2 separate regions of the Homo sapiens genome follow, and region 2 is linked to region 1. Evidence: read pairs that join two places in POLR2A ChIA-PET (ENCODE). Cell type or tissue: endothelial cell of umbilical vein. All regions are shown on one strand. Links, peaks and the distances in the headings refer to the core of each region. The heading gives the core; the rest is flanking DNA.

Region 1 (15,812 bases), core at 5,907-10,906:
AACAACAGAATAAATGCAAGTTGACTAGAATGAAGGAGATGATACAGATAAGATTAAAAATTAATGAAATAAGACTGAAATTCGATCAAGGAAAAAAGAGAAAACATAAATATTAGAAATGGAAAACGGAGGCACAACTACATATCCAGCAGATATTAAAGATAATGAGAGAAAGGTATGAACGACTTTATTCAATAAATTTGAAAACATAGAAAAAATGAACAAATTCCTTTAAAATCCCGATGAATTGGCTAGGCGCGATGGCTCACGCCTGTAATCCCAGCACTTTGGGAGGCTGAGGCAGGCAGATCACTTGAGGTCAGGAGTTCGAGACCAGCCTGGCCAACATGATGAAACCCTGTCTCTACCAAAAAACACAAAAAAATAGCCGGGCATGGTGGCACATGCCTGTGGTCCCAGCTCCTCGGGAGGCTGAGGCAGGAGAATCGTTTGAACCTGGGAAGCAGAGGTTACAGTGAGCCGAGACGTTGCCACTGCACTCCAGCCGGGGCAACAGAATGAGACTCTGTCTCAAAAAAATTAATTAATTAATTACATAAAATCCTGATAAATCATCCTGATAAATGGTCATTTATCAAAATGAATTCAGAAAGAAAATCTTTTTTTTTTTTTTTTTTTTGAGACAGCTCTCGCTCTGTCACCCAAGCTGGAGTGCAGTGGCCCAATCGCAGCTCAGTGCAATTTCTGCCTCCTGGGTTCAAGCGATTCTCCTACCTCAAGCAATTCCCTCCTGCCTTGGCTTCCTAAAGTGCTGGGATTACAGGTGTGAGCCATCATGCTTGGTGTATGCTTGTTTATTTTTATTTTCATTTTATTTTTTAAATTTTCTCATAGAGACAGGGTTTCACCATGTTGGTCAGGCTGGTCCCGAACTCCTGACCTCAAGTGATCTGCCCGCCTCGACCTCCCAAAGTGCTGGGATTACAGGTGTGAGCCACCGTGCCTGGTCATCATATTAAATTTATAACAAACTATCTTCAATCAATAAAAACTGAGCTTAGGCTGGGAGAAGTGGCTCACGCCTGTAATACCAGTACTTTGGGAGGCCGAGGCGGATGGATTGCCTTAGGTCGGGAGTTCAAGACCAGCCTGACTGACATGGAGAAACCCCGTCTCTACTAAAAATACAAAATTAGCTGGGGTGGTGGCACATGCCTGTAATCCCAGCTACTCGAGAGGCTGAGGCAGGAGAATCACTTGAGCCGGGGAGGGGGAGGTTGTGGTGAGCTGAGATCGCGCCATTGCACACCAGCCCGAGCAACAAGAGTGAAACTCCGTCTCAAAAAAAAAAAAAATCAACTGAGCTTAAATAGCATATAAAACCCTGTTCCTATATAGCTATCTCCCTCTCCTTTATGTTGTGATGATCACAAATTATATCTTTATACACTGTGATTTGCTGCCTTTTTTTTTTTTTTTTTTTTTTTGAGATGGGCTCTGTTGCCCAGGCTGGAGTGCAGTGGTATGATCTCAGCTCATGGCAACCTCTACCTCCCGGGTTCAAGCGATTCTCCTGCCTCAGCCTCCCTGAGTAGCTGGGACTACAGGCACCTGCCAACACGCCCGACTAAGTTTTGTTGTTGTTGTTGTTTTTCTGAGATGGAGGCTTCCTCTGCTGCCCAGGCTGGAGTGTAGTGGTATGATCTCAGCTCACTGCAACCTCCACCTCCCGGGTTCAAGTGATTCTCCTGCCTCAGCCTCCTGAGTAGCTGGGATTATAGGCACGTGCCACTATGGCCAGCTAATTTTTGTATTTTAGTAGAGATAAGGTTTCCCCATGTTGGTCAGGCTGGTCTCGAACTCCTGACCTCAGGTAATCCACCTGCCTTGGCCTTCCAAAGTGCTGGGATTACAGGAGTGAGCCACTGCACGTGGTCTGCTCCAGGTGATTTTTTTTTTTTTTTTTTTTGAGACGGAGTCTCGCTCTGTCGCCCAGGCTGGAGTGCAGTGGAGCAATCTTGGCTCACTGCACGCTCTGCCTCCCAGGTTCACGCCATTCTCCTGCCTCAGCCTCCTGAGCAGCTGGGACTACAGGCACCCACTACCATGCCTGGCTAAATTTTTGTATTTTTAGTAAAGACTGGGTTTCACCGTATTAGCCAGGATGGTCTCTATCTCCTGACCTCGTGATCTGCCCGCCTCAGCCTCCCAAAGTGCTGGGATTACAGGCGTGAGCCACCATGCCCGGCCCAGGTGATTTTTTATTTGTGTTTGTATTATATAGAGATAGGGTCTCCCTGTTGCCCAGGCTGGCCTCAAACTCCTGGGCTCAAGGGGTCCTCCTGCCTCAGCCTCCCAAAGTGCTACGATTATAGGCATGAGCCACTGTGCTGGTCCAAAGTGATGTTTATGGGTAAAATCACTGAGAACTTTCCAGTAGAAGTGGGATGAGGGTCCGATGGAGGAGTGGTTGTTGGTTGGGGGGGACCTGGAAAGGAAGTAAGGTTTGCAATGACAGTAATACAGAAGATCTTGCAAAGTACGACATGGCAAACACAGATTACAAGTAATAGACTGGTAGTGCTATTCTGCAGTGTATTACCTGGCTATAAATGGAAACATTTAAAGAATGTATAAAAAATAAAAATGGGCCGGACAAGGTGGCTCATGCCTGTAATCCCAGCATTTTTGGAGGCCAAGGCAGGTGAATCACCTGAGGTCAGAAGTTGCAGACCAGCCTGGCCAACATGGTGAAACCCCATCTCTACTAAAAATACAAAATTAGCTCGGTGAGGTAGTGCATGCCTGTAATCTCAGCTACTTGAGAGGCTGAGGCAGGAGAATCGCTTGAATCCAGGAGGCGGAGGTTGCAGTGAGCCGAAATCATGCCATTGCACTCCAGCCTGGGCCACAAGAGCAAAACTCTGTCTCAAAAAATATAGATAAATAAAAAATAAAGTAAAAAAATAAAAATAGAAGCCGGGTGCCGTCACGCCTGTAATCTCAGCACTTTGGGAGGCCGAGGCAGGTGGATCACTTGGGGCCAGGAGTTCAAGACCAGCCTGGCCAACATGGTGAAACCCCATCTCTACTAAAAATACAAAAATTAGCCAGGTGTCCCAGCTACCCAGGAGGTGGAGGTTGCAGTGAGCTGAGAGCTGAGATCACGCCACTGCACTCCAGCCTGGGCGACAGATCAAGATTCTGTCAAAAAAAGAAAAAGAAAAGGGCCAGGTGCAGTGGCTCATGCCTGTAATCCCAGCACTTTGGGAGGCCGAGGCGGGCAGATCACGAGGTCAGGAGATCGAGACTATCCTGGCTAACACGGTGAAACCCCATCTCTACTAAAAATACAAAAATTAGCTGGATGTGGTGGCACATGCCTGTAGTACCAGCTGTTTGGGAGGCTGAGGCAGGAGAATCACTTGAACCTGGGAGGCAGAGGTTGCAGTGAGCCGAGATCATGCCACTGCACTCCAGCCTGGCAACAGAGCGAGACTCCATCTCAAAAAAAAAATTAATTAAATAAAATAAAAAATAAAAATGAAAAAATAAAGTATATATATTGCTTCCAATCAAATAGATATCAGTATATTATAAAAATTATGAAGTACAATAGCCATTTTTTTTTTTCTGAGACAGAGACTCGCTCTGTCGTCCAGGCTGGAGTGTAGTGGCGCAATCTAAGCTCACTGCAAGCTCCGCCTCCTGGGTTCAAGCAATTCTCCTGCCTCAGCCTCCCAAGTAGCTGGGATTACAGGCACGTGCCACCAAACCCAGCTAATTTTTGTATATTTAGCAGAGACGGGGTTTCACCATGTTGGCCAGGCTGGTCTCGAACTCCTGACCTCAGGTGATCCACCAACTTCGGCCTCCCAAAGTGCTGGGATTACAGGCATGAGCCACCATGCCTGGCAGAAGTATAATAGGTATAAGACATTGGAGATTCCTTAGAAATTATCAGTTTTCTGTCCCCACCTCATTCATACAAACACTCCGTAACTGGTTCCAGCTCTCTTTACACATAGCTTGTAGAAAACATAGAAGGGTAGGAGGTGAGGAAAGCATCTTTTCTCTTATGGAATATGCAGAGGTCCCCCTCAAGCTTTGTTGACACCTGATCTCTGTAGGAGACTACTGCTCTTGTCTAGTATTTTCATTTTATAGATGAGAAAACTGGGCCTCAAAGGAACAGACTTGTCCAAGATTAGCATAGCAGAGCCTGAGTTAAAACACATTTTCTGGCTGGGCGCGGTGGCTCATGCCTATAATCCCAGCACTTTGGGACGCCAAGGCGGGCGGATCACCTGAGGTTGGGAGAAACAACCCAAATCATATCATTCTTTCATTTTTAAGAGAGGGCCTCAATCTGTTACCCAGGCTAGAATGCAGTGGCATGATCAAAGCTCAGTTCAGCCTTGGTCTGCCAAGCTCAAGTGATCCTCCCACCTCAGCCTCCCAAGTAGCTGGGACTATAGGCACACACCACCACGTTCAGCTAATTTTTAATTTTTTTTTTTTTTTTTTTGTAGAGACAGGGCCTTGCTATGTTGCCCAGGCTGGTCTTGAACTCCTGGTCTCAAGCGATCCTCCCTCCTCAGCCTCCCAAAGTGCTGGAATTATAGTCATGAGCCACTGCATTCAGCCATATCATTCTTTTAAAGACTGAAAATACACAGATGCCTACAATGCAATTTCCCCTCAAGCTGCCACTGGTTTTTATATTAATACCCCAAAAAATTATATCTTGGTTGTTTGCAACAGAAGTAATAAATAGCAGGCACAAGAGGTGGCAGCAGAATTTTTTTTTTTCTTTTTTCTTTGAGACAGGGTCTTGCTCTGTCACCCAGGTGGGAGTGGAGTGGCAAGATCTCGGCTCACTGCAACCTCCACCTCCCAGGTTCAAGTGATTCTCCTGCCTCAGCTTCCTAAGTAGCTAGGATTACAGGCGCCCACCACCAGGCCTGGCTAATTTTTGTATATTTAGTAGAAATGGGGTTTCACCATGTTAGCCAGGCTGCCCTGGAACTCCTGACCTCAAGTGATCAGCCCAGCTAGGTCTCCCAAAGTGCTGGAATTACAGGGGTGAGCCACCACACCCGGCCAGAATTTTTAAGTCTAGTCAGAAGGGGAGGTTGCTTTCCCTCACCATAAATTTATATTTTAAAATGTGCATTCATTAAGTTTAGAATACTGGTAAGTGTACTCCTTTTCAGAAAAGGACCTTTATTACTTAAAGCATCTGACAGTACCTACTCCATGCAATTGTTTGTTTCTTTGTTGTTTGTTTTGAGACAAAGTCTTACTCTCACCCAGGCTGGAGTACAGTGATATGATCTCAGCTCACTGCAACCTCAGCCTCCCAGGTTCAAGCAATTCTCCTGCCTCAGCCTCCCGAGTAGCTGGAATTACAGGTGCACACCACCACGCCCAGTTGATTTTTCTATTTTTAGTAGAGACAGACAGCGTTTCACCATGTTGGTCAGGCTGGTCTCAAACTCCTAAACTCCTGAACTCCTGATCCACCCGCCTTGACCTCCCAAAGTGCTGGGATTACAGGCAGGAGCCAAAGCTACCAGCCTATTCCACGCAATTGTAACAGTTACTAAATACTGTCATTCATCATGTGGGGTGGGGGTGAATAAAGATACATCTTAGCAAAAACAATACAGACAATTCAGGAAAGAGTTTCCAGTTTAATTACATCAAAGCTATATCCAAAATAAAAATAACACTCAGAAACAAAGATTGCTTATAATTCCAGAACATTTTAATTCTACAGAGCTTTAATAAAAAGCCCGACAGTTTCCAAATGTTCATCAAAAACAGAATGAATATCAGTCCCATCAATAAGGGGGAAAATCAAAGAAAAAAAAAAGGAGAGGGTGAGAGATGTAAGAGATGAATGAAGGTTGACAACTATTCTCCTTTAAAAAGAGAAACACTGCTTCCTCAATGTCACTGAAGGATATGAACAGGCAAGAGGAAAGTAACTGTCCATATTTGCCTTATATACAGTATTGGGTAATTAAATGCCAGTTGGGCTGTTTAGGAATGGCTTGCTAAAACATTGAAAAAATGAAAGACTTCATCCTTGTCGTAGACTGCCACTTCAGTGGAACATTCAGTGCACATGACTGGGTGATAGATTTCTTCCACATCTGTCTCTGCCTTCTCGGCAGCATCTTCCCGGTTAGACCTCATCTTCTTATGGACCCGCCTTTTCTTCCTGTTCTCTGAGGCTTTATATCTTAGAACCTCCTCTTTGTTAATAGAACAATTCATTACAAACATTGCTCTATATTGAGTTTTGTATGATTCATGCCTAAGAGAAAAATGAAATGGAGAATTGGGGTTTATGTTCTATGTTAATAGTTTATCCATTTAGATAAAATTTGAGAATACCAAAAACTTACTGAAATACCAACCAAAGACAAGACACAGGAACAAAACAGCAAGTTTAAAGAAATTTTAAACAGTTGTTTTAAGAATAATTAAAACTTGTGAACACAGCTCACTGCAGCCTTGAACTCTTAGCCTCAAGTGATCCTCCTGCCTCAGCCTCCCTGGTAGCTGGGATTACAGGCACAAGCCACTGCACCAGGCAGAAGAAACATTTTAGTATGTAACAGTGTAAGGAAGAAATGTATCCTCTTTCCTTCTGCTTTTTGAAAGTAACTTTTTTTTTTTTTTTGAGATGGAGTCTCGCTCTGTCGCCCAGGCTGGAGTGCAGTGGCGCGATCTCGGCTCACTGCAAGCTCCGTCTCCTGGGTTCACGCCATTCTCCTGCCTCAGCCTCCCGAGTAGCTGGGACTACAGGCGCCCGCCACCATGCCTGGCTAATTTTTTTGTATTTTTAGTAGAGATGGGGTTTCATTGTGTTAGCCAGGATGGTCTCGATCTTCTGACCTTGTGATCTGCCCGCCTCGGCCTCCCAAAGTGCTGGGATTTCAGGCGTGAGCCACCGCACCCAGACGATTCTATTTCTTTTTTTTTTTTTTTTTGAGATGGGGTTTCACTCTTGTTGTCCAGGCTGGAGTGCAATGGCGTGATCTCAGCTCACCACAACCTCTGCCCCCCGGGTTCAAGTGATTCTCCTGCCTCAGCCTCCCAAGTAGCTGGGATTACAGGAATGCACCACCACACCTGGCTAATTTTGTATTTTTTAGTAGAGACAGGGTTTCACTATGTTGGTCAGTTTCATCTTGAACTCCTGACCTCAGGTAATCTGTCCACCTCGGCCTCCTAAAGTGCTGGGATTACAGGCATGAGCCACCGTGCCTAGCCTGATTCCTTGTATTTCTGTGGTCTCAGTTGTTATGCCTTCTTTTCTATTTCTAATTTATTTGGGCCTTCTCTCTTTTTTTCTAAGAGGTTTGTCAATTGTATCTTTTAAAATTATCAACTTTTAATTTCATTAATCTTCTGGCTTGTTTGTTTGGGTTTTTTGGGGTCTCAATTTCATTCATTCCTGCCTTGATCTTTATTATTTCTTTCCTTTTATTTTATTTAATAAATTAATTTTTTTTTTGAGATGGAGTCTCGCTCTGTCACCCAGGCTGGAGTGCAATGGTGTGATCTCGGCTCACTGCAACCTCTGCCTCCCGGGTTCAAGCGATTCTCCTGCCTCAGCCTCCTGAGTAGCTGGGATTAAAGGTGTACGCCACCACACTTGGCTCATTTTTGTATTTTTAGTAGAGACAGGGTTTCACCAGGTTGGTCAGGCTGGTCTCAAACTCCTGACCTCGTGATCTGCCTGCTTTAGCCTCCCAAAGTGCTGGGATTACAGGTGTGAGCCACCATGCCCAGCCTCTTTCCTTCTATTAATGTTGGATTTGGTCTGTCCTTGCTTTTCTAGTTCCTTGAGGTGTATCATTAGATTATTTGGGTGAAATGTTCTGTAAATGTCAGTTAGGCTTCTTTGGTCTACTGTGTAGTTTAACTCTGATGTTTCTTTATGGTTTTCTATCTGGATGATCTGTCCATTACTGAGAGTGGAGTGTTGAAGTCCCCTACTATTATTGTATTGCAATACTAATACTGTATTGTATCTCTCCCTTTAGATTTTTTTTTTTTTTTTTTTTTTTTTTTGAGATGGAGTCTCACTCTGTCACCCAGGCTGCAGTGCAATAGCACGATCTTGGCTCACTGCAACCTTCACCTCCCAGCTTCAAGTGATTCTCCCACCTCAGCCTCCTGAGTAGCTAGATTACAGGCACCCGCCATCATGCCCAGCTAATTTTGGTATTTTTGTGGAGATGGGGTTTCACCATGTTGGCCAGGCTGGTCTCAATCTCCTGACGTTGTGATCCACCAACCTCGGCCTCCTGAAGTGTTGGGATTACAGGCGTGAGCCACTGCGCCCAGCCCCTTTGGATCTATTAATGTTTATATACCTGGGAGTTCCAATGTTGGCTGCATAGATATTTATACTGTTATATAAATTCCTCTTGCTGAATTGACCCCTTTATATAGTAAACTTCTTTGTTTCCTTTTTACAGTCCTTGATTGTAGTCTGTTTTAAGGACAGCTATTCCTATACTGGTTTCCAGCTGCATGAAATATCTTTTCCCATTCATGTTCAGTCCATGTGTCCTTACAAGTGAAGCAAGTTTCTTCTAGGCAGCATATAGTTGAGTCTTGTTTGTTGATCCATTCAGCCACTGTCTGCCTTTAAATTGGAGAAGTGAGTCCATTTACATTGTGTTAGTACTGATAAGTAAGGATTTGCTACTGATGTGGCTTGGGTCTGTGTCCCTGCCCCAATCTCATGTCAAATTGTAATCTCCAATGTTGGAGGTGGGACCTGGTGGGAGGTGACTAGATCTTGGGGGCAGACTTCCCCCTCGTGCTGCTCTTGTGATAGTGAGTACTCACAAGATTTGATTGTTTAAAAGTATGTGGCACCTCCCCTCTCTCTCTTCCTCTTGCTCTGGCCATGTAAGATGTGCCTGCTTCCCCTTTGCCTTCTGCCATCATTAAAAGTTTCCTGGCCAGGTGCACTGGCTCAAGCCTGTAATCCCAGCACTTTGGGAGGTCAAGGCGGGTGGATCACCTGAGGTCAGGAGTTCAAGACCAGCCTGACCGATATGGTGAAACCCCACCTCTACTAAAAATACAAAAATTAGCCAGGAGTGGTGGTGTGTGCCTGTAGTCCCAGCTACTTGGGAGACTGAGACAGGAGAATTGCGTGAACCTGGGTGGTGGAGGTTGCAGTGAGCCAAGATCGTGCCACTGCACTCCAGCCTGGGTGACAAGCAAGACTCCCTCTCAAAAAAAAAAAAAAAGTTTCCTGAGACCTCCCCAGCCATGCTTCCTATACAGCCTGTGGAATTATGAGCCAATTAAACTTCTTTCTTTATAAATTATCCAGTCTCGGGTATTTCCTTATAGCAGTGCAAGAGCAGACTAATACAACTACTGGCATTTTGCTGCTTTTTTTCTGGTTGTTTTGTAACTCTTCCCTTCCTTACTGTCTTCCTTCGTGATTAAGTGATTTTCTCTGGTAGTATGTTTTAATCCATTGCTTTTTGATTTTGGTGAATCTATTATAGGTTTTTGCATTATGGTTATCATGAAATCACAAAAAAAAAACTTACAGTTATAACAAGGTTCTTTCTTTTCTTTTTTTTTTTTTTTTGAAACAGAGTTTCGCCCTTGTTGCCCAGGCTGAAGTGCAGTGGCGCAATCTTGGCTCACTGCAACCTCCACCTCCCTGGTTCAAGTGATTCTCCTGCCTCAGGCTGCTGAGTAAGCTTGGATTACAGGTGTCCGCCACGACTTCCGGCTAATTTTTTATATTTTTAGTAGAGATGGGGTTTCACCATGTTGGCCAGGCTGGTCTCGAACTCCTGACCACAGGTGATCCACCTGCCTCAGCCTCCCAAAGTGCTAGGATTACAGGCATGAGCCACCATGCCTGGCCCAGTTCTTTCTTTTCTCTCTTTATTTTTTTCTTCTTTTTTTGAGACAGAGTCTCACTCTGTCACTCAGGCTGGAGTGAAGTGGTGTGATCTTGGCTCACTGCAACCTCCACCTCCTTGGTTCAAGCAATTCTCCTGCCTCAGCCTCCCCAGTAGCTGGGATTACAGGCACGCGCCAACACGCCCAGCTAATTTTTGTATTTTTAATAGAGACAGAGTTTCACCATGTTGGCCAGGCTGGCCTTGAACTCCTGACCTCAGGTGATCCACCCTCCCCTGCCTCCCAAAGTGCTAGGATTACAGGCATGAGCCACCACACCTAGCCCTTTATTTCTGAGACAGAGTCTCACTCTGTCCCCCAGGCTGGAATGCAGTGGTGCAATCTCAGCTCACTGCAACCTGTGCCTCCCAGGTCCAAACAATTCTCGTGCCTCAGCCTCCCAAAAAACTGGGATTATAGGCAAATGCCACCATGCTCAGCTAATTTTTTAATATTTTTAGTACAGAGGGGTTTCACCGTGTTGGCCAGGCTTGTCTCAAACTCCCTGCCTCAAGTGATCCACCCGCTTCCGCCTCCCAAAGTGCTGGGATTACAGGATAAACCACCACACCCAGCCTGGCATTTTTTTTTTTCATTCCACTCCCTCCTGATCTGTATGCTTTCCACTGAGAAATCTGTTGCCAGATGAACTGTAGCTACTTTATATGCTATTTGCTTCATTTATCTTGCTCCTTTCAAGATCCTCTCTTTGTCCATAACCTTTGGACAGTTTTACTGTTTTATTGTTATATGCCTGGGGGTGGTTTTATTTGAGTCAAATGTGTTTGGTGTTCTCTGGCCATAAATATCTCCTTCTCAAGTTTTGGAACATTTTCTGCTATTATTATAATTATTATTTTTGAGACCAAGTTTTGCTCTTGTTGCCCAGGCTGTAGTGCAATGGTGTGATCTCAGCTCACTGCAACCTCCGCCTCCTGGGTACAAGCGATTCTCCTGCCTCAGCCTCCCGAGTAGCTTGGATTACAGGCATGCACCACCACGCCCAGCTAATTTGATTACATTTTTAGTAGAGACAGGGTTTCACCATGTTGGCCAGGCTGGTCTCGAACTGCTGACCTCAGGTGATCCACCCACCTCCGCCTCCCAGAGTGCTGGGATTACAAGTGTCAGCCACCATCCCCAGCTACTGCTATTAATTTTTTGAATAAGCTTTCTACTCCTTGCTTTTGCTCTACTCCCTCCTGAGTACCAATTCTTAGATTTAATCTTTTGAGATAATATTTTATATCTTGTAGACCTTCATACCTTTTCTTTCTCCTCTGATTGTGCATTTTCAAACAGTCTATCTTTAAGCTCACTGATTCTTTCTTTTGCTGATCCCTTCTGCTGTTGAGAGCCTCTAATGAATTTTTTAGTTCAGCAAATATATTTCTCAGAGTTCCCAGATTTCTTTTTTTTTTTTTTTTTTAGATGGAGTCTCGCTCCATTGCGCAGGCTGGAATGCAGTGGCATGATCTCGGCTCACTGCAACCTCTGCCTCCTGGGTTCAAGCGATTCTCCTGCCTCAGCCTCCCGAGTAGCTGGGACTATAGGCACATGCCACCACGCCCAGCTAATTTTTTGTATTTTTAGTAGAGACGGGGTTTCACCATGTTAGCCAGGATGGTCTCGATCTCCTGACCTCGTGATCAGCCCTCCTCAGTCTCCCAAAGTGCTGGGATTACAGGCGTGAGCCACTGTGCCCGGCTGAGTTCCCAGATTTCTGTTTTATTTTATTTTGTTCTTCTTTTAGAGACAGAGTCTGACTCTGCCACCCATTCTGGAGTACAGTGGCACAATCATGGCTCACTGCAGCCTCGACTTCCAGGGCTCAAGTGATCTTCCCACCTCAGCCTCCAAAGTAGCTGGGTCTATAAGCGTATGCCAAGACACCAACTAAGTTTTTTTCGTTTTCTGTAGAGACAGAGTCTTACTATGTTGCCCAGACTGGTCTCAAACTCCTGGCCTCAAGCCATCCTCCCAGCTTGGCCTCCCAAAGTAGTGGGATTACAGGTATGAGCCACTGTGCCCATAATTTTTTTAATTATTTCGATCTCTGTTAAATTTATCTGATAAATTTCTGAATTGCCTGGGCTGTCTTGGAGATCACTCAGTTTTCTTAAAACTGCTATTTTGAATTCTTGGTCAGAGAGTTCACATATCACAGTATTGTGATATGTGATATGTGATAAGGGTTCACTTGATTCCTTGTTTTGTCCATTTGAAGAGGTCATGGTTCCATTTGCTACTGTGTCTTGTGGATGTAAATGTACATCTTTGTATTGAAGGATTAGTTATTTGTTCCAGTCTTCTCTGCTTTGCTTTTTTTTGGTTATTAGATATGTTTGCCTAGAGATTCTTTGTAATTTGCAATTTGCATGTTGATATTCTTTCTTTTTCCTTTCTTCCCACTACGTCATTGCTTCCTTTTTGGCACCAGATGGCACTTTAAGCCTCAGTTCTAGTAAACACTGAGCGTGCTGCCTGTTCCAAATGAAGTGGGGGGTGGGTCCCAAAGAGGATAGGGATATCCCAGTAGGATGGGAATGCTGGCTAGGGGTTCACACTTGGGACCTGGCTTTGTCTCTGGCTATCCTTCTTTGTCTCTGGCTATCCTCAGGGATATTTTTTCCTTCAGGCACTCTCAGTGCTTCCTATGAGTTGAGGCAGGGACAGATCTCTTACCAGAGAACTCAAAAAGGTAAAGAAGCTGGTTGTACACTTCCATCTTACTTTTTCTAATGTAAAAATCATGAGCTCAGGGGAATTTTTCTGCTCACTTGGTGCCAGGCAGATTGTGGAGAAGGATAAGCAGATATGGAAGAACAATTCTCTTACTGTCTGCTTTAAGTTTTTTTTACTTCTCTGTGGCCCTAGAAACTGTCTCCTCCTTATATTGAGATCTGGGATACTGGTGGTGATAGCTTCAGTGCTGTATATTTGGTTTTGGTATTCTGCAGGGGGAAGGAGAGCCAGTTTGCTTCTATGCTGCTATTTTGCACTAGAAAAGATACCTTTTTTTTTTTTTTTTGAGACGGAGTCTCGCTCTGTTGCCCAGGCTGGAGTGCAGCGGCGTGACCTCGGCTCACTGTAAGCTCCGCCTCCTGGGTTCACGCCATTCTCCTGCCTCAGCCTCCGGAGTAGCTGGGACTACAGGCGCCCGCCACCATGCCCGGCTAATTTTTTGTATTTTTAATAGAGACAGGGTTTCACCGTGGTCTCGATCTCCTGACCTCGTGATCCGCCCACCTCGGTCTCCCAAAGTGCTGGGATTACAGGCGTGAGCCACCACGCCCAGCCCGTTTTTTTTTTTTTTTTGGAGAGAGAGATGGGGATCTCACCTTTGTTTTGTTGCCCAGGCTGGAGTGCAGTGGTGGTCACAGCCCACTGCAGTCTTGAATTCTTGAGCTCAAGCCATCCTCTCACCTCAGCCTATCGAGTAGCTGGGTCTACACGCATACATCACTATACTCAGCTAATTTTTTATTTTTTTATTTTTTGTAGAGATGAGGTATCACTATGTTGCCTAGGCTGGTCTCAAACTCCTAGGCTCAAGTGATCGCCTTAGCCTCCCATAGCACTGGGATTACAGGCATGAGTCACTGTGCCCAACTTTAAAAGTATAAAAGCTACATTTAATATAACTATATATAATCAAAATTAATTGTATAAAGATTAGTCACACAGCACCAAGAATCTAAGTACAGAACTTTATCAGAATTCCTGAGTACCTCAAAAGTCTGTTTCTGGGCTGGGCACAGTGGCTCACGCATGTAATCCCAGCACTTTGGGAGGCCGAGGTGGGCAGATCACTTGAGGTCAGGAGTTCAAGACCAACCTGGCCAACATGGTGTGACCCTGTCTCTACTAAAAATATAAAAATAAGGCCGGGCGTGGTAGCTCACAGCTGTAATCCCAGCACTTTGGGAGGCCAACGCAAGTGGATCACAAGGTCAGGAGTTCAAGATCAGCCTGGCCAAGATGGTGAAACCCTGTCTGTACTAAAACTACAAAAATTAGCCGGGTGTGGTGGCAGGCACCTGTAATCCCAGCCACTTGGAGGCTGAGGCAGAAGAATCACTTGAACCTGGGCAGCAGAGGTTGCAGCGAGCCAAGATTGCACCACTATACTCCAGCTTGTACGACAGAGTGAGACTTCATCTCAACAAAACAAAACAAAACTATATCTATCTATCTATCTATCTATCTAGATCTAGATCTAGATCTAGATACACACAAAAACTAGCCAGGCATGGTGGTGGCCGCTTGTAATCCCAGCTACCTGGGAGGCTGAGGCAGGAGACTCGCTTGAACCCACGGGGCGGAGGTTGCAGTGAGGCGAGATTGTGCCACTGCACTCCAGCCTGGGCAACAGAGTAAGACTCTGACTTCAAAAAAAAAAAAGTCTGTTTCTAATTTAAACAAAATATGTATGTGTGTGTGTGTGTGTGTGTGTGTCCTTCATCCATTACCTTTGGCAATCAAGGCAAAGTGTGGTCATGCAGGCAGGACAATTCAAGACAGCATCACTATTTGGAACAGGCTGTTGTTGACGTGATCTCTGTGGTCCCAAACCATGGTAACTAGAACAGAAGAAGAAAGTGGGGAGAAAAACATATTAAAACCAGATCTTGGTTTCTAGTGTCATTTTCCAATAAAAAGAACCAGTACTATTCAGAGAAATGGCTAATTCTAGGAATAAGGAACACAAGATGAACCTGGAGCATCTTTTAGTGCCAGAAAAGAAGGAAGTAATCAAGAAAACAAAAACAAAACAGTGAGGTGGTTATGACAAAGGGAAACAGGAGCCAACTGAACAAGTCACCAACTGCCAAAGCTGAAACTGAGCAACAAAATAAAGTAGGACTGGATTACAACCCAAAGTATAAATACCCACGAATCCACGCTAATATAAATGTACTGAATAAATAAATAAATGGAGGAGAACAGACAAATCCCCACACAGAATTCTAAATAATCTATAAAGATGCTCTTCCCTCACAGTGGTGGAGTATAACTCCCTAGTCCTTAAGTCTGGGTTGGACACAGTGACTTCCTTCCAAAGAGTACGGTATGGTAAGGCGGGGTAAAAGACTAACTTTACAGTAGAGAAAGTTAACACTGGTCAGCAAGGTGATCGAGGTCAATACCAACACACAAAACTCAGGTTGGTAGTATGTACTCTTGATATAATGTGAGGAAAATGGCTCTCTACTTCTATGTTCTTACTTATAAAAATCCATAATCCCATCCTAATTATGAGAAAAAACAACAGACAAATTCCAACAGAGGGGCCTCCTACATAGACCTGATTAGTGCTCCTCAAAGTAATTAAGGGCACTGAAAACAAGGAAAGTCTAAGAAACTGACAGAGTCAAGAAGAGCCCAGGGAGACATGACAACTAAAAGTGATGTACTATCCTACACGGGGTCCTCAAACAGAAAAAGAACAGTACATAAAAACTAAGGAAATGTTTTAAAATTATGGACTTTGATTAATAATAATGTATCAAGGCCGGGCTCGGTGGCTCACGCCTGTAATCCCAGCACTTTGGGAGGCCGAGGCGGGCGGATCACGAAGTCAAGAGATCAAGACCATCCTGGCCAACATGGTGAAACCCCATCTCTACTAAAAAAATACAAAAATTAGCTGGGCGTGGTGGCACATGCCTGTAGTCCCAGCTACTCAGGAGGTTGAGGCAGGAGAATCGGTTGAACCCAGGAGACGGAGCTTGCAGTGAGCCGAGATCACGCCACTGCACTCCAGCCTGGGCGACAGAGCGAGACTCTGTCTCCAAAAAAATAAAAAATAAAAAAAATAATAATGTATCAATATTAGTCCATTAATTGTGACAAGTGTACCAAAAATAAAAGTCCATGAATTTTTT
Region 2 (15,812 bases), core at 5,845-10,844, 68 kb before region 1:
CACCTAAGGTCAGAGACATCTGGCACTCCAAGATTGGACCCCACAGGAGGTTGCTCCAGGGGTCCTGCAGACCTCAACCTGCCCAAAGGGGATGCTCCTGGCAGAGGTTCTGAGGTCTAATACTAGGCCCTCCTTAGAATTTACTCTTGCAGTTGCAATGAATGCTGTTTGGCCCCAACATTGTTTGGAATCTGGAGTTTACTGTTGAATGGGAAAGTGGAATGGTGTTACATGTATGCAGGTCTTTGTGCTGCAGTTCTAAGCAGAGGGTCTGGTTAACAGGTGACACGATCCTTTGCTACTGTTTGGCCCCAGTGCTCCTTGGAGTCTGGGGAGGTTTGGCCTTTAAAACTCAAAATGTCATGGAGACTGCTTTACCCGAAATTTTGGTTCACAGCCTTCCTTGGATTATCTCTTGGGGCAAAGTAAAACCGCCAAGCTTGTATTATTATCTCATGGCTAAGGTTCCAAGCTATTGGATCTTCCTTTGTGTGTGTGTATACATGTCTAGGGGGGTGTGTGTGTGTGTGTGTGTGTGTGTGTGAGATGGAGTTTCCCTCTAGGGGTGTGTGTGTGTTTGTGTGTGTGTTTTGAGATGGAGTTTTCCTCTCATTACCCAGCTGGAGTGCATTGGCAGTCTTAGCTCACTGCAACCTCTGCCTCCCAGGTTCAAGCGATTCTCCTGCTTCTAGGGGTGTGTGTGTGTGTGTGTGTGTGTGTGTGTGTGTGTGTTTTGAGATTGAGTTTTCCTCTAGGGGGTGTGTGTGTGTGTGTGTGTGTGTGTGTGTGTGTGTGTGTTTTGAGATGGAGTTTTCCTCTCATTACCCAGCTGGAGTGCAATGGCACAGTCTTAGCTCACTGCAACCTCTGCCTCCCAGGTTCAAGCGATTCTCCTGCTTCTAGGGGAGGGTGTGAGTGTGTGTGTGTGTGTGTGTGTGTGTGTGTGTGTGTGTGTTTTGAGATGGAGTTTTCCTCTCATTACCCAGCTGGAGTGCAATGGCACAGTCTTAGCTCACTGCAACCTCTGCCTCCCAGGTTCAAGCGATTCTCCTGCTTCTAGGGGAGGGTGTGTGTGTGTGTGTGTGTGTGTGTGTGTGTGTGTGTGTGTGTTTTGAGATGGAGTTTTCCTCTCATTACCCAGCTGGAGTGCAATGGCACAGTCTTAGCTCACTGCAACCTCTGCCTCCCAGGTTCAAGCGATTCTCCTGCTTCAGCCCCCCAAGTAGCTGGGATTACAGGTGCCCGCCACCACACCCAGGTAATTTTTGTATTTTTAGTAGAGATGGGGTTTCACCATGTTGGTCAGGCTAGTCTCCAACTCCTGACCTCAGGGGATCCACCTGCCTCGGCCTCTCAAAGTGCTGGGATTACAGATATGAGCCACTGTGCCCAGCTGAGTATACTTTCATAAATAAAATTTGAGTCATATTTTTCTCTCTCTCTGCCTAATTTCTCCAAAATTTGCAAACTATTTGTGAATATTCTTAATTCATGGTAATGTGTTTGGTTGCATACAGTCAAACAGGGTTGCTAGGGCCGCTCAGGGATAGAGAACCCAGCAACCTGGCATGCCAGCAAAAGGGTAAGAATTTCTTACTGGTCTCTGGCCCGCTTTCTCCCTGTGCAAAATGGTTAGTCTCCTCTGTAAAGTTTTAAATTAATTGGTTTAATAATAATAAGAGCCTAAATCAAATATTTTGTCAGAAAAGTAGAAAGTGTAATGCCTTTTAGTTCATGTGACTTTAGCAATCTTTGGGAAATAAAGACAGTTTTAAAGATTATTAGTAAAAATGTCTTCAAAATGTAAACATTTGGTCTAAATTATGTTCAAATATTAGGTTTGCTAAATGCTTTAAGGTCATAAACTGCTTCCTTGGCTTTTGAAAATTGTTTAACTTGCCTGCCTTCCAGCTAGGTAAGACCAAGGGACATGTAGCATTGGCCACACCCCTAGCTATGCTAGAAACAGTCAAACCTTATCAGAATATAACTTACCACGTTTTACATTAAAGTTAAAACTGCTAAGAGTCAGGCCAGGCGCGGTGGCTCACACCTGTAATCCCAGCACTTTGGGAGGCCGACGTGGGTGGATCCCGAGGTCAACAGTTCAAGACCATCCTGGCCAACATAGTGAAACCCTGTCTCTACTGAAAATACAAAAATTAGCTGGGCGTGGTGGCAGGCACCTGTAACCCCAGCTACCTGGGAGGCTGAGGCAGGAAAATCGTTTGAACCCAGGAGGTGGAGGTTGCAGTGAGTCGAGATCGCACCATTGTACTCCAGCCTGGGCCACAGGGCAAGACTCTGCCTCAAAAAAAAAAAAAATTGCTAAGAGTCGTCATTGTAACATGCAATTAAGACTACCAGAAACAGGTCAGGCACGATGGCTCATGCCTGTAATCCCAACACTTTGAGAGAACAAGGAGGGCGAATCTGAGGTCAGGAGTTCGAGACCAGCCTGGCCAACATGGTGAAACCCCGTCTCAGCTAAAACTATAAAAGTTAGCCAGGCGTGGTGGTGGGCGCCTGTAATCCCAGCTACTTGGGAGGCTGAGGCATGAGAATCACTCAAACTGGGAGCAGAGGTTGCAGTAAGCCAAGATCACACCGTTGCACCCCAGCCTGGGCAACAGAGCCAGGCTCCATCTAAAAAAAAAATTTTAAAAAGACTACTAAAAACAGTTTTACACGCAAGGTGTCTAAAAATAGTAGAAAAAACTTTTTTTTTCTTTTTGGTAAAAGGTTATAATAAAAAGGTTTTTGCTTCTTTAAAATTTCTAGGCCAGGCACAGGGGCTCATGCCTGTAATCCCAACACTCTGGGAGGCCAAAGCAGGTGGATCACCTGAGGTCAGGAGTTGGAGACCAGCCTGGCCAACATGGCCAAACCCTGTCTATGAAACATACAAAAACTAGCCGAGCGTGGTGGCATGCACCTGTAATCCCAGCTACTCAGGAGGCTGAGGCAGGAGAATTGCTTAAACCTGGGTGGCAGATGTTGCAGTGAACCGAGATCACACCACTGCACTCCAGCCTGGGCGACAGAGCAAGACTCTGTCTCAAAAAAATAAATAAATAAAATAAAATAAAATTTCTGAGTCATCATTTTGGCAAAACGTATAATATATGGTAATCTGGAATTCCAAAATCAAACTTCAGTTTCAAAATTGTCTTTCCTAATGCCTGGCTCTCTGGATGTATCAGAGGGTCCCTGAAAACATCCAGAAAAGAGGTAAACAGGATTATTTGACATGTTTACATACACGGGATTGCCAAAACGATGTTCAGTCTTCTTTAGGTTACATTTTTGTGAATAATACTAATGTATATTCCAAAATTGTATGGGATTTCTAAAATTCTAATGTCTAAGTATACGCTATCAACTATAATTATGCTTATTATGTTGTCATTGTAAACCACAGAAATAACCAAATCAAACCAGTTGATACTAAAATTGTTTAAAATAGTTTATAACCAATGCTTGGTCCCATATTACTGGGAAGACAATTAAAGCTTCACGTACATTTGGTCACCTGGTGGGCCATTTAAATATTTTACAAAGCGATTTCATTCCACTGATATCTGGTTGTATAAAAGCTTTCCCATGCAAGAGGGCTGATGTTGTAACAGTAGATTACTACACTACAGTGTATTTTCACCAGGTAAAAAAAGCTTTTTATCGTTTGAATCTTCTGAGAACATCAGAGAAAGACTGTCCTCCCCATCCACACTACAACAAAACTTTGGGACCTTGGGCTTTGGGTTCATGGTCTCACAACTGAGAGGGGTCCCTGCACACTTCTGGAACTGCATCCATTGGAACCTTTGAGATAAAGCCAACCAGGGAAATTTCTCCCAAGAAGATAGCATCCTTGATGTGAACAGCTTTTCCAAGTTCACAGGTTAAGACTTTACTATCATGAAACTCTTATCTTTGAATATTTTTTTCTTGCCTACATCTCTACAAACAATAGAAGTGGAAAAGGGGTCTGTTATGTGGATTTATGGAGTGTACTTTTATTTATGAAGGGGTCTGCAGCCAGCCTTCTACCTGGGTAATCTTATACTTTGACAGATAAAAAATGAAGGCCCAATGTAGGTAAGAAACCTTAATGGTATATACATTGCCTCATAATCAGTCAAAAATAAAACACTGGTTCACTCCTCTTAACCCACATCATGGGTTAAAGAGAACATTGCCAGGAGGCCTTCCCTCTTCTAGAAGGGCATCAGTTATTTGGCTCTTTTTCCATGGTTTAAAGTGAAAGAAGCAATGATTAGAAATGTATCCCTCATGATAGGCTCTCTAGCACATTCTACTTTAAAGGCTATCATCACACAACAGATTTTAAATTCTCTTGTGAAAGTTATGCTAAATAATAGAATTGGCTAAACAGACATGTATCTGTGCAGCTGCTGGCACCTGTGGCCTATCGAGAAATACATAGAATGCAGGTTATAAAAATTCAGTTGTAGGGGATTAATGAAAAGACCACTTACTCAGCTGGGCGCAGTGGCTCACACCTGTAATCACAGCACTTTGAGAGGCCGAGGCAGGTGGATTACCTGAGGTCAGGAGTTCGAGACCAGCCTGGCCAACATAGTGAAACCGCGTCTCTACTAAAAATACAAAAATTAGCCGGCCGTGGTGGCAGGCACCTGTAATCCCAGCTACTCTGGAGGCTGAGGCAGGAGAATCGCTTAAATCTGTGAGGTGGAGGTTTCAGTGAGCCAAGATTGTGCCATGGCACTCCAGTCTAGGTGACAGAGCGAGACTCCATCTCTTAAAAAAAAAAAAAAAAAAAAAAAAAGACCATTTGGTCAAGCAAGCAGACACTTCATCCAGATCATTCTTTAATCTACATAATTTTAGGTGGTTTGGTATGGTGACCCGGGTAAGGAGCATACTCCGAACTCTTGGTATTATCCTCCCAACAGTCATAATAATCGTCTCCCTGGAGTGCTGTATTCTCTCAAAGGTTTTAAATGCTTCCATGCAGCCATCTCTAGAATGTCATATGATTGCTCTTCAACTGGAATGACAAGAGCTGAAGGAAATGTGCAACCATGAGGACTTAACCTATAAATGATGTGCTGAGACTGGAAACGAAAATGATGGTAACTGAGAGTGGTGCTATGGCCCTAAGTTTTGCTCATACTCTCACCTAAGTAAGAACCTGAACAAAAAGGGGGAATTTTTTCAACAAAATTCTGGAAGCCCATTGTTTTGGACTAAGTTCATGCACTGGGCCCCAACAGACCAAACCAAACCAAAACGGGGTTGTTTGTGCTAAGACTTTAGGGAAACACATGGGTTCTAGAACAGACAAGGTTTTGTTTTTTCTTCTGCAAATCTCTGTAACAAACATTTCTGACAGCATAGGTATCCACCTCTGAAGTTCCCATTAAATCTTTTAACCAAATTCATTCCCTCTCGCCTAGAAACCATCAAGCTTCAGATGATCATGCAACAAAGGTTCCAGCCAATTCCAGGTGAAGACACCACCCCTGGCCATCAAGAAGCTACCCTGCTGGCAGGGCATGGTGGTTCACGCATGTAATCCCAGCACTTTGGGAAGCTGAGGTGGGCAGATCACTTGAGGTCAGGAGTTCAAGACCAGCCTGGCCAACATGGTGAAATCCCATCTCTACTAAAAATACAAAAATTAGCTGGGCATGGTGGTGGGTAACCTGTAATCCCAGCTACTTGGGAGGCTGAGGCAGGAGAATCGCTTGAACTCGGGAGGTGGAGGTTGCAGTGAGCCAAGACGATGCCACTGCACTCCAGCCTGGGCAACAAGAGCAAAAACTCCATCTCAAAAAAAAAAGCTACCCTACCTTCACTAGACAGAGCAGGGCGAGAGTTCCATGGTCCCCAATAGGTAGGGACTAGGCCTCAAGGCAGCATGAAGTAGTTACAGAAAAAGAACATTGGTCCCTCTGCCTCCCATAAAGATTTATGGGGATCACATCTCAAAGTGGGGAGATGAGGCAGGAAAATAGGGTCTGGAGGCAGAGAACATCAGGCCGATTCACACTTCAGCTATAACAGGAAATATCCTCTCCAGAGGGTGTAGGCCAAGTAAATGACTTTGTAACTTTACTTCATCCTCTCCATTTACATAGGGCATACCCCAAGTAACCAATGGAATCCTCTAGAGGATATTTAAACTCGCCAAAATTCTGTAACCGGGCCTTTGAGCCCCTATGTTCAGGCCCACTTCCATACTATGGAGTGTACTTTCATTTTCAATAAAACCCTTCATTCCTTCCTCGCTTTGTTTGTGCGTTTTGACCAATTCTTTGTTCAAGATGCCAAGAACCAGGATACCCTCCACCATTAACACCAAGAATATGAGACCAGCCTGGGCAACATGGCAAAACCTCATTTTTTACAAAAAAATTAAAAAATTAGCTGGGCATGGTGGCACGCACCTGTAGTCCCAGCTACTCTGGAGACAGAGGTAGGAGGATCACTTGAGCCTGGGAGGTTGAGGCTACAGTGAGCTGAGATCACACGGCTGTACTCCAGCCTGGATGACAGAGTGAGACTCTATCTAAAAAGATAAAAAGTTTTTTAAAAAATAATAAATTAGCTATACAGGGACACAGTAAGTGAACAAGCACATAACAGGACAGTGAGGAACTTCTAATAATCAAAAAATGCAGGCCAGGTGTGGTGGTTCACACCTGTAATCCCAGCATTTTGGGAGGCCAAGGTGGGAGGATCACCTTGGTTCAAGACTAAGAGTTCAAGACCAGCCTGGGCAACAATAGTGAAACCCCGTCTCTACAAAAACAAACAATTAGCCAGGCATGGTGATATATGCCTGTAGTCCCAGATACTCGGGAGGATGAAGCAGGAATATCACTTGAGCCCAGAAAGCAGAGGTTGCTGTGAGTTGAAATAACACTACTGCACTCTAGCCTGGATGACTGAGTGATACCCTGTCTTGAAAAAAAACAAAAATTTTAATTTCTAGATCACCTGACCTGGTGATCCACCCACCTCGGCCTCCCAAAGTGCTGGGATTACAGGCGTGAGCCACTGCACCCGGCCTCCCTTTTTTTTTTTTTTTTTTGAGACAATTTCTTGCTCTGTATCCAGGCCTGAGTGCAATGGCACGATCTTGGCTCACTGTAACCTCCACCTCCCAGGTTCAAGTGATTCTTCTGCCTCAGTCTCCCGAGTAGCTAGAATTACAGGCACGTGCCACCACGCCCAGCTGATTTTTATATTTTTAGTAGAGATGGGGTTTCACCATGTTGGCCAGGCTGGTCTCGAACTCCTGGCCTCAGGTGATCCGCCCACCTCAGTCTCCCAAAGTGCTGGGATTATAGGCGTGAGCCACCACACCCGACCTAGGCATTGGTTTTATTGTCACACTTCAAAGTGCTCTCACAAAGCTAAACATATACATAACAGAGTATACCGGCTATAATTTGCTATCTGGTATAGATTTCTCAATCCATCTCATTCTGTAACAAGCCTCTCAAAATTTAAAGTACCCTTGACACACTGTGAGTTTTAAGAAATGGGTAGGAGAAACAGTACAGCACTGTAGGAGACCCAGGTTTGAGTCATAACTCTGCCATCCCTGTTTGTGTCAAAAGCTCTCTAACACTAGTCTCCTTATCAATAAAATGTGGACACACATCACCTATCTTTCAGGGTTGTGAGAATTCAGAATCGAACCTATTCTGCAAGAGAAGGCAATGTAATCCTCATTAAAACTGTTCTTTGAGGGTTTGAGCATTTAACATCATGACTGTCTATGTTTGCCCAAGTTCATCCTGCTACTAATTTGTTATTAATTTACAGTGTAATCCTGGGATGACACAACCTCTCTGGACCTGAGTTTCTTCATAAAATGAGGTCCTTTCTTTCATTAACATTTTAGGATCCCACTTGTTTGAAGAGGACGTTTCAGTACCACCTGTCAATCGTCCATAAAGCAATCTTCTGTTTCACATGTACACAAAGAAAAAATGTAAAAATTAATCCGTTTTATGCAATACACATATATTGGAAGGTAATATACAAAGTAATGGAGTAATCTTTCTATTTACCGAACTCTTCTTGTTGTTTGCATAAGTGCCAGTAGCTGTATACAAATTAATCAGGTCTATATTCTAGAGGGGGTTCCATGACTCAAGCAATAGAGAACAAGAATAGAATACAACCTCAAAAACTAAAAAATGGGCTGTTCTGTTTTGTGTTTATAACTTGTCTCTAAACACTGACTTTTAAGTGTTTGACAGAGCACCCCTACTGAGCCTTTGCTTCCAGCCATAGTACATTGCTTGGTAAAGCAGTTGCTTCATGAACCATCCCAGAATTGAGCAAATAATGTGACAGGATACTGTGCAGGTGCTGAAGATAAATGTTTGTTCAAGGGCTGAATGAACAATCAGAGGTTATTCATAACCTGGGCATAACATAAATATTTTATGGGTTCCATGGACATAAAAGCAAGTAGATGTGAAGCCATATATAGAATCTGTATGTTGTTTTCTCTTTCTTTAAGAGGAATCTCCTAAACATAAGCTAAGTTTCCAGCAAGCTAGGAAAGAAATAAAGATTTTTTTTTTTTTTGGCCCATAAAAAGACCATTATCAGCAACTTAAAAAAAAAAAGTCCTATAATAAAGAGAGGAAATGCTTTACATATAAATACAGTACATTAGAAACAAAACCATAGCAACTAACATTTCCTGTTCCAATCAGTAACTCTAAACTATCATCACCCACTTTAGTAATCTAATCACAAGACTTTGGAAAACTTAAAGGTAGTTTCTCACCGGGAAAAGGTCATAGACCTTTGTTCCAGTGGGTATGACTTATACATCTTCACTAGTCTAAATAATTTCAATTATTTAAGTCACATTAAATCACATTAAATGTGACTAAATGATATAGTCACATTAAAAAGCAAAGCTAAAACAACATTTAAAGCAATCCAATCCTATATTAATCAAATTTCTTTTGTAAAATCAATTCTAGGCTGGGCGCGGTAGCTCACACCTGTAATCCCAGCACTTTGGGAGGCCAAGGTGGGCAGATCACGAGGTCAGGAGATCGAGACCGTCCTGGCTAACACGGTGAAACCCCGTCTCTACTAAAAATACAAAAAATTAGCCGGGCGCGGTGGCGGGCGCCTGTAGTCCCAGCTACTCCGGAGGCTGAGGCAGGAGAATGGCGTGAACTCGGGAGGCGGAGCTTGCAGTGAGATCGCGCCACTGCACTCCTGCCTGGGCGACAGAACGAGACTCTGTTTCAAAAAAAAAAAAAAAAAAAAATCAATTCTAAAATGCTATTTAACCTTAGAAATACTCAAGAGTTGTGATAAATCTAAGAAATCATCTTAATGAAAAAAGAAAACAAAGCATTTGACGAAGTATTATCATATGCTGTTTACTGAAAAGCAATCAAAGCCCTAAGTGAAAGCAGCTGCAGGCTACTGAATGAAGCCCCAAACAGGAAAGCTTCCTTATTACTGTAGTTTTCTTTTCCTTTGACCTCAAAAAACTGCAGATCATCACCAACAGAAATGTAAAGAAAGTGCCTAGCGTGGTGGCTCACGCCTGTAATCCCATGCCAGCACTTTGGGAGGCCGGGGCGGGCATATCACCTGAGGTCAGACCAAAAAAAATACAAAAATTAGCCAGACGCAGTGACGCACACCTGTATTCCCAGCTACTCGGGAGGCTAAGGCATGAGAATTTGAACCCGGGAGGCGGAGGTTGCAGTGAGCCAAGATCGCGCCACTGCACTCCAGCCTGAGCAACAGAGTGAGACTCAATCTCAAAAAAAAAAAAAAAAAAAAGAAAGTTAATTTTTCCTAGATATATCAACTATCTCTTGATACTTTTCCAGTTTTCTTACATTGAAACAAGTGGAAAATATTATACTGTCACAATATTATACTGTCACAGTCCTCTGTATGTTAACCAATTTGATATTCAAGGGTCATGTTAAAGGATAGCACATCACCATCAGAAATTAGTGTTTAGCAAGCAAAATCCATTCTCTAAGCTTTCTATAGTGTGCTGATTATACAAACCTAAGTATGAAAATTGTTTTTAGAAACTACAACTTGATGACAAGCTCTTTTAAAACTAAACAAACAACAAAGCATGCTGCTGAAATGAGTAATGATCACGGACTGAAAATTTTTCACTGTGGACTAAAATCCTGGAAATGGTTTGTAGCTCTAATCCCAGAGACACTAAGGTTATAGTGTCTCTGGCACACATTTATTGATTTGAGCTTCTATTACCCTCAGGAAGATTTGAAGTCCCAGTGTTATGGGGAAAAATTTCCCAGTCTGCTCTGAATTATAATCTGTTCTGCTACAGTACATGTTTCTGTAACATCAGATAACTCACATACGACTAGTACAGTACAGGAGCTATATTCCTTCATATGGGATATTTCATCATTTAGGGGAGCAGATTAGTGGGAAAATAATTAGGTGACCCTTGAAAACATGGGTTTGAACTGTGCAGGTCTACTTATACATGGATTTTCTTCTGCCTCTGCCACCCCTGAAACAGCAAGACCAACCCCTCCTCCTCCTCCTTATGATTTTCTTCCCTCTAGCTTACGTTACTATAAGAATACAGTATATAATACATATAACATACAAAATATGTTAATCGACTGTTAATGTTATCAATAAGGCTCCAGTCAAAAGTAGACTATTAGTAAAGTTTCTGGGGAGTCAAAAGTTGTACACAGATTTTCAACTGCCTGCAGGGTGAGGATGAGGGCCTGGGGGCAGTACTCCTAACCCCCAAGTGGATCAAGGGTCAACTGTATCACCTTCTGCAGGAAACATCTCTCAACTCAGCTGCTATACAGGCAGAAGTCCTTTTAACTCTATTTTAAGAAAATCAGAAATTCGCATTTGTACCCAGTCTCCCTCTTCAGAGAAAGGCACCTCCAGGGTAGCACAGCTCTCAGCCAATGTGGCAGGTGGCACTGGCCCTACACTGCCTCAATGGCAGCCCACACTGTCTGTATTACATCAGCACCTACTGCTGACATTTCCATTCAACTTTGTCCATGCTTTGTTCATGTCCCCTCGGGCAGCTTCCAGTGAAGCTGAGCTGCCTGCCTGTCTGGGACATCCAAGTTATTCCCTCAAGATGCCAAGTATTGTGTTTGTTAGTGCTTGCTTACTAAATTGCATACATTTTAAGTGGTCTGACTCAATAATATTTTCCTATAAACCATATTATTTTGCAGTTTTTCAGAAACATATATAATACATGCTGACCAAAACGCTTGTATTAGTAAAACTTCTATTTCTCATAACTATTGATCATAACTACTATTTTTTCAACATTCCAATTTATAAAAAGTATATATCCTCTATCAAGTACATCTTCTAGAACACATAGCTTAAATTACTAAATTTGAGCATTTGGGGTTTGTTCTTTTAAAAAAAAAAAGAGGCCAGGTCCGATGGTTCACACCTGTAATCCGAGCACTTTGGAAAGCTGAGGCAGGAGGACTGCTTGAGGCCAGGAGTTCAAGACCAACCTAGGCAACCTAGTGAGACCCTGTCTCTACTAAAAATTTAAAAATTAATCAGGCATGGTGGTGTGTGCCTGTAGTCCCCACTATTTGGGAAGCTGAGGCGGGAAGATCACTTAAGCCCAGGAGTTCAAGGGTACAGTGAACTAAAGATCATGCCAGCCACTGAACTCCAGCCTGGGCAACAGAGCAAGACCCTGTTTTAGGGGGAAAAAAAAATCTATCTTAGCTCCTATGTGCCATAAATGTTACAACACTCATAGTCTGGAGGAATCACAAAGTCTTTAAGAAAATGGAGACAGGACCTATAGTGATCACTACTCACAAATCACTAGAATCACATGCTGAAACACTGCTGCAGAATATCAATGTGTGGTCTGTTCCCACTGCCATTAACCCAACCATGACTTTCTCTGCCTGTCCTGGTATAGACCATTTAGTTCTTGTTAAGCACAGTTTTCATTATTTTCAACCTTTACCAACCAAAAACTACTAAAGAAAAAGTTAATATTCTAAGGAGTACAGTTAAGAGATATCCTAACATTCTCACTGAATCAGCCAAATATAAAGGCTAACATGTTAAACAGGCTAGAGCAGTTTTCTTCAAACTAAAGCAGTAGGGCCCTGGAGTTAACAAGACAACTTTCCAGGAGGTTAGGATAGTTTAAGGAGAATCCGGTTAAAGGTGGTCTGCTTCCACCGTACTCCCAGAGCTTGATCTGTCTGAGAATTCTTGTGGTTTGCTGGTTGTCCTTCCCATCCTCCCTTATAAATGTATTCACTTCTCCCACATTACTTCCTAATCTTACAATTGTTCATTTCCCAGACAGGTGCAGTGGCTCATGCCTGTAATCCCAGAACTTTGGGAGGCCAAGGTGGGTGGGTCACCTGAGGTCAGGAGTTCGAGACCAGGCTGGCCAACATAGTAAATCCCCTTCTCTACTAAAAATACAAAAATCAGCCGGGTGTGGTGGCAGGCACCTGTAATCCCAGCTACTCGTGAGGCTGAGGCAGGAGAATTGCTTGAACCCAGGAGGCGGAGGCTACAGTGACCCAAGATTGCGCCACTGCACTCCAGCCTAGGTAACAGATCAAGACTCCATCTTGAGAAAAAAAAAAAATAGGAGCCGGGCTAGGTGGCTCACACCTGTAATCCCAGCATTTTGGGAGGCCGAGGTGGGCGGATCACGAGGTTGGGAGTTTGAGACCACCCTGGCTAACATGGTGAAACCCCATCTCTACTAAAAATACAAAAAATCAACAGGGTATGGCGGCGGGCACCTGTAATCCCAGCTACTGGGGAGGCTGATGCAAGAGAATCGCTTGCAACCAGAAGGCAAAGGTTGCAAGGAGCCAAGTTCGCACCACTGCACTCTAGCCTGAGGAAAAGAGCGAAACTGTCTCAAAAAAAGAAAAAAAAAAGGAGTATATTTTTTATATATTCACAGAATATCTCAGGAGAGATGCATAGGAAACTGCTGACACTGGTTGTCCCAGGGTGGCCGAGGCAGGGGTGGAAGGAAGACTGTGTCACCAACTACCTTTTTGTATCTTTTGTGTTTTCAACCATAAGGATGTATAATCTATTTTATTTACAACTTAAAATTCATATTTTCCAAACTCCCAAATACTTTAATTAGTATATTGAGATGCAAAAAAAGTCCTTTTAGGCCAGGCGCGGTGGCTCACACCTGTAATCCCAGCACTTTGGGAAGCTGAGGGGAGAGGATCACGTGAGGTCAGGAGTTCAAGAACAGCCTGGCCAACATGGTGAAACCCCGTCTCCACTAAAAATACAAAAATTACCTGGGCATGGTGGCGTGCAACTGTAATCCTAGCTATTCAGGAGGCTGAGGAATGAGGATTGCTTGAACCCAGGAGGCAGAGGTTGCAGTGAGCTGAGATCATGCCAGTGTACTCCAGCCTGGGCAACAGAACAAGACTCCATCTCAAAAAAAAAAAGTCCTTTTTAATTCTAAGTTGTAAGTATCTGAGGATACAGCAAAAATCTAAGAAAATAATTTAGTTGCTACTGAAAATAACATACAGCTTAAAATGTGTGGCTGGGCGCGGTGGCTCACACCTATAATCCCAGCACTTTGGGAGGCGGAGGCAGGCGGATCACGAGGTCAGGAGATCGAGACCATCCGGCTAACATGGTGAAACCCCGTCTCTACTAAAAAAACAAAAAATTAGCCAGGCGTGGTGGTGGGTGCCTGTTATCCCAGCTACTTGGGAGGCTGAGGCAGAAGTATCACTTGAACCCTGGAGGCAGAGATTGCAGTGAGCTGAGATCGCGTCATTGCACTCCAGCCTGGGCAACAAGTGCAAAACCCTATCTCAAAAAAATAATAAATCAATAAAATAAAATAACAAATCAATATATAAACAACTGTTTTTTAAGCATTATTTGTGTGCCCAGCACTGTGGTTTAAAAGTGGGAAAAAAATGTTTTCAAGACACATGAACTGTCTTTCAGGGTGAATCTAATTCCTAACATAAACCAAAAAACTGCCCACATTTTGCTGAAAATAACATGCCATGGAAACATCATCAGCAGCAAAGAGATGGGCAAATATAGCCCAGTGATTATAGACTAATATGACTTTATTTTTTAATGAATAAAACAAGATTAGGCCAGGCGCGGTAGCTCATGCCTGTAATCCCAGCACTTTGGGAGGCTGAGGCAGGCAGATCACCTGAGGACAGAAGTTCAAGACCAGCCTGGCCAACATGGTGAAATCTTGTCTCTACTAAAAAATATAAAAATTAGCCGGGCGTGGTGGCACACACCTGTAGTCCCAGCTACTCGGGAGGGCAAGGCGGAACAATTGCTTGAATCCAGGAGGCAGAGGTTGCAGCGAGCCAAGATCGCGCCACTGCACTCCAGCCTGGGCAACACAGCGAGACTCCATCTCAAAAAAAAAAAGAAAAGAAAAAAGATTAAAATAGCACACTTCTGATTCAAATTATTATTATTATTATTATTATTACTATTATTATTATTATTATTTTGAGACGGAGCATTTGCTCTGTTGCCCAGGCTGGAGTACAATGGCACAATCTTGGCTCACTGCAACCTCCACTTCTTAGGTTCAAGCAATTCTCCTGCCTCAGCCTCCCATGTAGCTGGGACTACAGGCGCCAGCCACCATGCCCCACTAATTTTTTATTTTTAGTAGAGACAAGAATTCACCATGCTGGCCGAGCTGGCCTTGAACTCTTGACCTCAGGTGATCCAGCCACCTCAGCCTCCCAAAGTTGATTCAAATTATTTTAACAATCTATTTTTAATTTTCTCAACTCTCAACAGGAATGGTTACAACGTTATCCAAGTGAGGTACTTCAGGGCGTGTCTCACTGTTACAAAAGCCTATCTTGGTTACAAAACCTGGTCTTTTCTTTCCCACCTTGGGATGCCAGTAGGGAAAGGATACTTTTGAAAGGTATGTTAAAAATGTCTCCTCCTGAGATAAGGTCAGTGGTTCTCAGTCTATGGTAGGTCTCCTTTTGTAGTATATACTGTAATACTAATTGGCACTTATCAGATTCTTCTTTATTGTTACCTTTTGTCTTAATGCAGGTGTCATGTCCCATTTCTCTGTAAGATAGAAACATGTCTGCACATGGAAAAAGTTCAAATATTCCTTGACAAACCAAAAGCCAATGTATCACTTCAAATGTCTCATCAGAAGACAGATGGTAGCCCAGGCATCTTGGCTCATGCTTATAATCAATCCCAGCACTTCGGGAAGCTGAAGTGGGGGGATCACTTGAGGTCAGGAGTTCAAGATCAGCCTGGCTAACATGGTGAAACCCCACCTCAACTAAAAATACAAAAATTTAGCTGGGCATGGTGGCACGGCCTGTAGTCCCAGCTACTTGGGAGGCTGAGGCAGGAGAATCGCCTGAATCCCAGAGGCAGAGGCTGCAGTGAACCGAGATCGCACCACTGCACTCCAGCCTGGGTGACAGAGCAAGACTGTCTCGGAAAAAAAAAAAAAAAAAAACAAAGAAAAGAAAAGAAAAGACAGATGGTATATAGGCCCTAGTGAGGAAGAATTTACAAAACTTACTTATAAATCTTACTGTTTCAAGAACTATTCACAATGTGTCTGACTTGACCCAATAGATGCTTTTCCTTAAAAACACATCTTAAAATCTTTTTTACAAATTGCAATTTCCTTACATAGGTAAGTTCAAAAATACTTATATTCAATTGAGATTTTTTTTTCTTTTGAACAGGCTGTCACCTAGGCTGGAGTGCAGTGG

What was found. Peaks named below come from ENCODE experiments on the same cell type or tissue, not always from the same donor. Only the 100,000 strongest peaks of a DNase experiment are listed, where the experiment ranks them.
Region 2: POLR2A ChIA-PET joins it to region 1 with 6 read pairs; 9 of 35 experiments call an interaction of 5 or more read pairs at or near these places.

Annotation. Positions count from the first base shown.
Region 1 is chr14:34,510,301-34,526,112 of GRCh38, forward strand. It overlaps EAPP (E2F associated phosphoprotein), which reads right to left. Exons shown (of 6, transcript NM_018453.4): 5 at 14,397-14,507; 6 at 5,638-6,286. The coding sequence ends at 6,010. Among named protein-coding and RNA genes, the nearest start is that of EAPP, 21 kb to the right of the region's middle. In endothelial cell of umbilical vein, for the core only: no CTCF peak of the experiment used is centred there; no DNase peak of the experiment used is centred there.
Region 2 is chr14:34,442,441-34,458,252 of GRCh38, forward strand. All of the region lies in intron 1 of SPTSSA (serine palmitoyltransferase small subunit A), which reads right to left. Among named protein-coding and RNA genes, the nearest start is that of SPTSSA, 12 kb to the right of the region's middle. RefSeq lists a silencer at 8,243-8,537. In endothelial cell of umbilical vein, for the core only: no CTCF peak of the experiment used is centred there; a DNase peak (open chromatin) is centred at 8,731; H3K27ac peaks cover 323 bases.